Regions from separate parts of the Homo sapiens genome. Here region 1 is linked to region 2. A link is a contact called in ENCODE Hi-C data. All regions are on one chromosome and are shown on one strand. The core of a region is the stretch at or near the end of the contact, and the rest is flanking DNA. Distances in the headings are between cores, read along the strand shown. Region 1 overlaps TRANK1 (tetratricopeptide repeat and ankyrin repeat containing 1). Region 2 has its middle 87 kb from the start of DCLK3.

The links. A loop is a pair of places that touch in the nucleus more often than their neighbours do. Pooled maps may share reads with other maps.
Region 1: a loop to region 2 is called in a pooled map, with 20 times the contacts of the local background. The contact joins two enhancer-like sites. A Hi-C loop is called at or near these places in 4 of 37 single-sample maps with no recorded cell type and 9 of 50 pooled maps.

Annotation. Positions count from the first base shown.
Region 1 is chr3:36,910,814-36,914,530 of GRCh38, forward strand. All of the region lies in intron 1 of TRANK1 (tetratricopeptide repeat and ankyrin repeat containing 1), which reads right to left. Among named protein-coding and RNA genes, the nearest start is that of TRANK1, 32 kb to the right of the region's middle. RefSeq lists an enhancer at 1,714-1,763. Within about 2 kb of position 1,843, at least 11 of the 41 ENCODE cell types and tissues checked have a DNase peak (open chromatin) inside an H3K27ac peak, as active enhancers do.
Region 2 is chr3:36,675,980-36,679,592 of GRCh38, forward strand. No RefSeq gene overlaps it. Among named protein-coding and RNA genes, the nearest start is that of DCLK3, 87 kb to the right of the region's middle. Within about 2 kb of position 1,497, at least 4 of the 41 ENCODE cell types and tissues checked have a DNase peak (open chromatin) inside an H3K27ac peak, as active enhancers do.

The sequences.
Region 1 (3,717 bases), core at 593-3,092, 240 kb after region 2:
CACTTTAGGAGGCTGATCAGCTGAGGCGGGCGGATCACCTGAGGCCAGGAGTTCGAGACCAGCCCGGCCAACATGGTGAAACCCCGTCTTTACTAAAACTGCAGAAATTAGCCAGGCATAGTGGTGAGCACCTGTAATCGCAGCTTCTTGGGAGACTGAGGCAGGAGAATTGCTTGAACCCGGAAGGCAGAGGTTGCAGTGAGCCAAGATCACGCCACTGCACTCCAGCCTGGGTGACAAGCGCTAACTCCATCTGGAAAAAAAAAAATCGTGTTGTAAAAGAACATTTAATGACAGAGCAAGTTAGTAAATGAAAAATACAGGCCTATACGGTTGAAAAGGCATATTGTAAAAGAACATTTAATGACAGAGCAAGTTAGTAAATGAAAAATATAGGCCTATAAGGTTGAAAAGGCATATAATCCCAAATTGTTTTAAATACATAAAATGTATTGAAAATATGCCAAAATGTTAAAAGCCACGCCTTTGGGATTTGACAGAATTTTAATTTTCTTCCTTGATTTTCTGAATTTCCAATCACTCTACGATGTACCCTCTTACTAATCAGACCATAAATGTTATCAAACAGACTCTTTAAGGGTTTAACTGAAGAATTCAAACACAAGGTATTTCCATTGTATTTACAAATACAAAAAAAAAACTCTTCATTTCAATATTATTTTTCATAGTTCTCTAGAAACCAAGTCAGCTCTTAATGTTATGTGAGCAACAACAAATGTATTCACCCACCTATGTTTCTGCTTTTTATTGATACAATCACATCAAAGGTGAAAGAAGGAATGCCAACCATACAGAAGGCTTTTTTCTTCCTAATAGGATTCATTGAGAGTTACATTCTCATTACACGGAAGAATGCTTTATATCTCTACAATAGAATACAGATGGCTCCGTTGTTGGGTCTTTAAAAAAAAGAAAAAACTGACCAACTGATGATTTATTTATAAGATGAAATTATTAAATAAAAGTGGTAATAATTTACCATAATGACAATATTCTTCATAGCTAATATCTGCTAAGTACCTACTATGTGCTTTACATCATTGTGTCTTTTCATTCTTATAAGAAGCCTCGGCCAGGCACAGTGGCTCACGCCTGTAAACCCAACATTTTGGGAGGCCGAAGCAGGCAGATTAGCTGAGGTCAGGAGTTCGAGACCAGCCTGGCCAACATGGTGAAACCCCCATCTCTACTAAAAATATACAAAAATTAGCCAGGCATGGTAGTGCATGCCTATAGCCCCAGCTACTCAGGAAGCTGAGGCACGAGAATCACTTAAGCCCAGGAGATGCAGGTTGTAGTGAGCTGAGATCAAGCCACTGCATTCCAGCCTGGGCAACAGAGTGAGACTCTGTCAAAAAAAAAAAAAAGTGCTATAAGGTCAGCGTGACTCTATCTCTATTTTGCACATAAGGAAAGTGAAGCAAAGACAGGTTAAGCCACTTACCACTTGCCACAGTCACACTGAAATTGGTAATGTGAGAATTCCAACCTAGGTGGCCTCACTTTAAGAGCCAAACTACACTCTGAAGGGCCAAGACAGAGGCTAAAAGATCAGCACCCAGTAAAATCACTAGGGTATCTTATATTTTGGCTGGCACTGAGCACTCTACCCTGCACTTTCAGTTTCGTTAATGGTGTAAAAGCTACAAAATACTTAAGGACAATTGCACAGCTGCCTGGCTGGCTTTCAGAAATTTTCACTATGTCTCTATGAGAATTCAAACTCTAGTTGTTGGAAGCTGTCACAGGCTGCTGAGCTACATATGAGGAAGAAGATGCAAGAAAAATGCAAATGCACTGAGTAGATTTTGAAACAAGCAAGTCTGAAACAGAGCAGATCCAGGTGGTTGTGGGTTTTATGACTCATTGTGTATACGTATACACATGAAGTTCTGTAACTGACATACAGGATTACAGCAAAGACTGGCAACACAGATGGCCTATGGAGGGGTTATTACTGAAATGGGCAGAGAGGATGGCTTTCCCTTCATACATTATCTGGGTACTGCTTGAATTCTTGACAACAAATTTGTTTACTTTTTTATTTTATTTTTTTGGGGTTTTTTGTTTGCTTGCTTGCTTTTTTTGTTTAGGGTTGCCAAAAGAGCCCAAAAGCAGTCAATGATCCAAGATTAACTCGGGAATGCTGGCAGTAGCAGTAGATCCAAGTTGAAGCTAGAAAGAGTATGTCTCTTTTGTGTGTGTGTGTGTGTGTGTGTGTGTGTGTGATGGAGTCTCACTCTGTCACCCAGGCTGGAGTGCAGTGGCGCAATCTTGGCTCACTGCAACCTCCATCTCTCGAATTCAAGCCATTCTCCTGCTTCAGCTTCCTGAGTAGCTGGGATTACAGGCGTGCGCCCTGTAATCCCACCATGCCCAGCTAACTTTCTATATTTAGTAGAAATAGGGTTTCCCCATGTTGGCCAGACTGGTCTCGAACTCCTGACCTCAAGTGATCCGGCCGCCTCGTGTCCCAAAGTGCTGGGATTACAGGCTTGAGCCACCATGACCGTCCTTTTCCTTCTATCTTTCTATCTATCTTTCTTTCTTGCCTGTTTGCTTGCTTGCTTGCTTGCTTGCTCACTTACTTTCTTGCTTGCTTTCTTTTTCTTGCTTTGTTTCTCTCCTCTCCTCTCCTCTCCTCTCCTCTCTTTCTTTCTCTCCTCTCCTCTCCTCTCTTTCTTTCTCTCTCTCTTAAAAGTGACTCTTTCCTCTTCCCCGCAGGAAGGGTGCCACAGACAGTCAAGGATAAAAATCCAAAGTCAGAATATATCCTGGGGACTTCAATGTGTTTTGTTTTGTTTTTTTCTTTTTTTCTTGGGGAAAGGGGTACAAATGTGGGACAAGAAGAACAGGAATTTTCTTAAGAAACTCACTCAAAATATTTCATAAGGCCCCTGGAAAAGTATGTGGTGCTGCACCCAAGTCTTCCCTACCCAGGGCATTTAAATAGGACAAGACCGGAACACCTTGCCACCACCCCCCTCAGCTGTCTCACCATCCTGCCCCCGACCAAAGCCCAGTAAAGTGGCCTGCACTAAACCTAAGGCATTACCAGTGCAACTTATCCCCTTCGCCCATCAACTTTAAGTTATTCCTCATTTATTTACAGCCTCAATTACACCCAACTACATGCACACCAAAGATGGTATTTCTAAAGCCAGTTGACGAGACCAGCTCCGAACTGTTTTTGTAAAATTTATAACCTAAAAGTCATTCTCACAGCAAAAAGTAAACACCATAAATAATTATCTACCTCCCCAATATCTAGGGTCTCTTGACTGTTTTTGGGTTTGTTTTGTTTTTGTTTTTTTTTTGAGACTGAGTCTCACTCTGTCGCCCAGGCTGGAGTGCGGTGGTGCAATTTTGGCTCACTGCAAACTCCATCTCCCGGGTTCAAGCTATTCTCCTGCCTCAGCCTCCTAAGTAGCTGGGATTACAGGCGCACGCCACCATGCCAGGCTAATTTTTGTATTTTTAGTAGAGACAGGGTTTTCACCATGTTGGCCAGGCTGGTCTTGAACTCCTGAGCTCAAGTGAGCGCTCAGGTGATCCCTCGGTCTTCCAAAGTGCTGGGATTACAGACATGAGCCACTGCACCCAGCTGGTGTCTTCCTTTTTTTTTTTTTTTTAAGTAAATTTTATTGAGGTACAATTTACATATGATAAAATTCACCCATTTTAAGTGTTCAATTC
Region 2 (3,613 bases), core at 247-2,746:
CCACAATCAAATAGGGTTGTGAAACTACTTGCTCTCTCGGAGAGTCACAGTGCTCATTAGCATATTAAAGGTTCTGGGTCTTCTTTCAAAATGGAAATCGATTTAACCATGTTTAAACCAGCATTTCCCAAATTTACTTGGTCATTTAACCTTCTTTGGTTAAAATAGCTCAAAAAACTAGTTCAGGGACAACTGGCTTAAAAGAAATTAAAGTATAGTATTATTTTAAAATACTCATCTGACAAAGGGCTAATATCCAGAATCTACAATGAACTCAAAGGAATTTACAAGAAAAAAACAAACCCCCATCAAAAAGTGGGCGAAGGACATGAACAGACACTTCTCAAAAGAAGACATTTATGCAGCCAAAAAACACATGAAAAAATGCTCACCATCACTGGCCATCAGAGAAATGCAAATCAAAACCACAATGAGATACCATCTCACACCAGTGAGAATGGCGATCATTAAAAAGTCAGGAAACAACAGGTGCTGGAGAGGATGTGCATAAATAGGAACATTTTTACACTGTTGGCGGGACTGTAAACTAGTTCAACCATTGTGGAAGTCAGTGTGGCGATTCCTCAGGGATCTAGAACTAGAAATACCATTTGACCCAGCCATCCCATTACTGGGTATATACCCAAAGGATTATAAATCATGCTGCTATAAAGACACATGCACACGTATGTTTATTGCGGCACTATTCACAATAGCAAAGACTTGGAACCATCCCAAATGTCCAACAATGACAGACTGGATTAAGAAAATGTGGCACATATACACCATGGAATACTATGCAGCCATAAAAAATGATGAGTTCATGTCCTTTGTAGGGACATGGATGAAATTGGAAATCATCATTCTCAGTAAACTATCGCAAGAACAAAAAACCAAACACTGCATATTCTCACTCATAGGTGGGAACTGAACAATGAGAACACATGGACACAGGAAGGGGAACATCACACTCTGGGGACTGTTGTGGGGTGGGGGAAGGGGGGAGGGATAGCATTAGGAGATATACCTAATGCTAAATGACGAGTTAATGGGTGCAGCACCCCAGCATGGCACATGTATACATATGTAACTAACCTGCACATTGTGCACATGTACCCTAAAACTTAAAGTATAATAATAATAAAATAAAATAAAATAAAGTCTCAAATTAAATAAAATCTTGGCATAAAAGTAGTTGTTTCAGAGACAAATGGCAGAATAGAAAGTCCCAGCCCTTATTCCCCAGGGAAAATACAATTTAACAATATGCAGACAAAAATGCTTTTATGAGAACTCCGGAAACCAATGAAGACATGCAGCAGCCCCAAGGGAGTGAAAGGCTTTGGATAATAAGAGCCTGTTTCACTTTATTCCTAATTTCCCCTCCCCGAAACCAACAAAGCTCAGCTTGTCTCACAGCTTCTGGGGAGTGGGTAAGAAGAGTAGAACGTGTATCCAATGTTCTAATATTTTCAGAGAGCTTCCTGAAGGACAGGTTTCAGTCTTGACTAACTTGGGGCACTAACAGAACTGACATAGTTTGCATGCCTGGGAGCCACTGAAGCAAGGAAAAGATGAGGCAGCTTGCTGCAGCACCAAAGAGCCTACATGACCACATAGAGAAGCTGAGTCATCTCAAAACAATCAGAAGAAGGCACCAAACTCATGGCTTCTCCCTAGGGATGTAGTGAGAAGAATGAGCATATGTTTGGCATTCCAACTTTGCAGAGAGCTACCTAAAAGATTAGTGTCTATCTCACCTGATTCTATGTGCATACAGGGAGCTGTCATACTTTGGATGCTTGGGGACCTGAGAACAAAGGAGAAGAGAGTGGCTCATTGCTGCACCACAGAACCTGCAGTACTGGAGACAGACACTAGAAAAAGTAAGAGATTACAAGCTCCTGAAAAACAAACTAGCAAACCTCTCTAATTGGGAAACTATGTGTACAAGCCCAGAAAAGTTGCATCCCCCCAAAAAAGTTTTCAGAGGTCCCCAGAATCTATAGCCAGGATGATTAGTGAGTTCTTCCCTCAATGAAGCCAGTCCATAAAGACTGGGAAGTGTCACTGTTTTTTCAAATGCATAAAAGTCAGCTCCCATGTCCCCCCCCCACCCCAAAAATCACAAGGCATACAAAGAAACAGGGAAACATAGCCAAATCAAGAAAAAAGATAAATTTTCAGGAACCAACCCAAAGGAAATAGAGATCTATTGATTACTTGACAAATAATACAAAATAACTGTCTTAAAGAGGCTCAATTATTTATAAGACAGCACAGATAAATACCTAAACAAAATCAGAAAAACAATTCATAAACAAAATGAAAATATCAACAAAGAAGTAGAAACTATACAAAACAACCAAGCAAAAATTATAGAGCTGAAAAGTACAATAACTGAATTGAAAAATATACTAGAGACATACAACAACAGACTTGATCAAGTAGGAAGAATTAGCAAATGTGAGAATAGATCATAAAAAATTATTGAGTCACAGAAGAAGAAAGAATAAAGAAAAATGAATAACTCCTAAGAAACTTATGGGACATCATCAAGCAGAACACCATCTGCATTATGGGAATTCAAGGAGAAGAGAAAGAGAGAAAAGAACAGAGTTTATTCAAAGAAATAACTGCTGAAAATCTCCAAAATCTAAGGTAGGAAATGGACATCCAAATGCAAGAAACATAAAGAAATAGGATCGTGACTAACATAAACCCAAAGAGGTCCCCACCAGGATGCATTATAATCACATTGTCAAAAGTCAAAGATAAAGAGAGATTCTTGAAAGCAGCAAGCGAAAAGTGACTCATGATGTTCAATGAAAATTCTATTAAGATTAGCAATGGATTTCTCAGCAGACACCTCACAGGAAAGCAGGGAGTGAGATAATATATTCAAAGAGCTGAAAGAAAAAAAATGCAGGCAATATACTATATCCAGCAAAACTGTCAAGTGGAAATGAAGAATAAAGATTTTTTCCAGATAAATAAAATGTGAGGAGGTTTATTATCCTAGATCTGCCTTAGAAGAAATGCTACAGGAAGTCCTACTAGTTTAAATATAAGATTTCTACAGTAGTCCCCCCTTTTCTGTGGGGAATACATTTCAAGACTCCCAGGGGACATGTGAAACCATAGATAGTAACAAATCTGATTGCTGTTGATCGAACACATTTCTGTTCATGTCCTCTACCTACAAATTTAATGCCTTATGCATCTCAATTAAGTACTTCTCATGAACTGTGGCTACGATTTTGGCAATTTAAGGTGCTACAGTAAAACTAGCACAGATTTGATTTTCCTTCTTCACAATTTCATGAATAGAAGTTTTGTTCTTACTATAGATCTTAGCAATCTCAGTGTACAATATTTTTCTTATTAAGTTGAGAACTTTCACCTTTTCACTTAAAGAAAGCATTTTACAGCTTTTTTGGCAAATCTGAATTGCCAGCATAACTACTCTTGTTCTTCAGGTGATTATTAAGTAAAATAAGAATTACTTGAACATAAGCACTGCAATACAACAGTCATTATCACAACTGAGACAGCTTCTAAATGACTAAGCAGTAGGGAGCATATACAGTGTAGATATGCTGAAAAAAGGAAT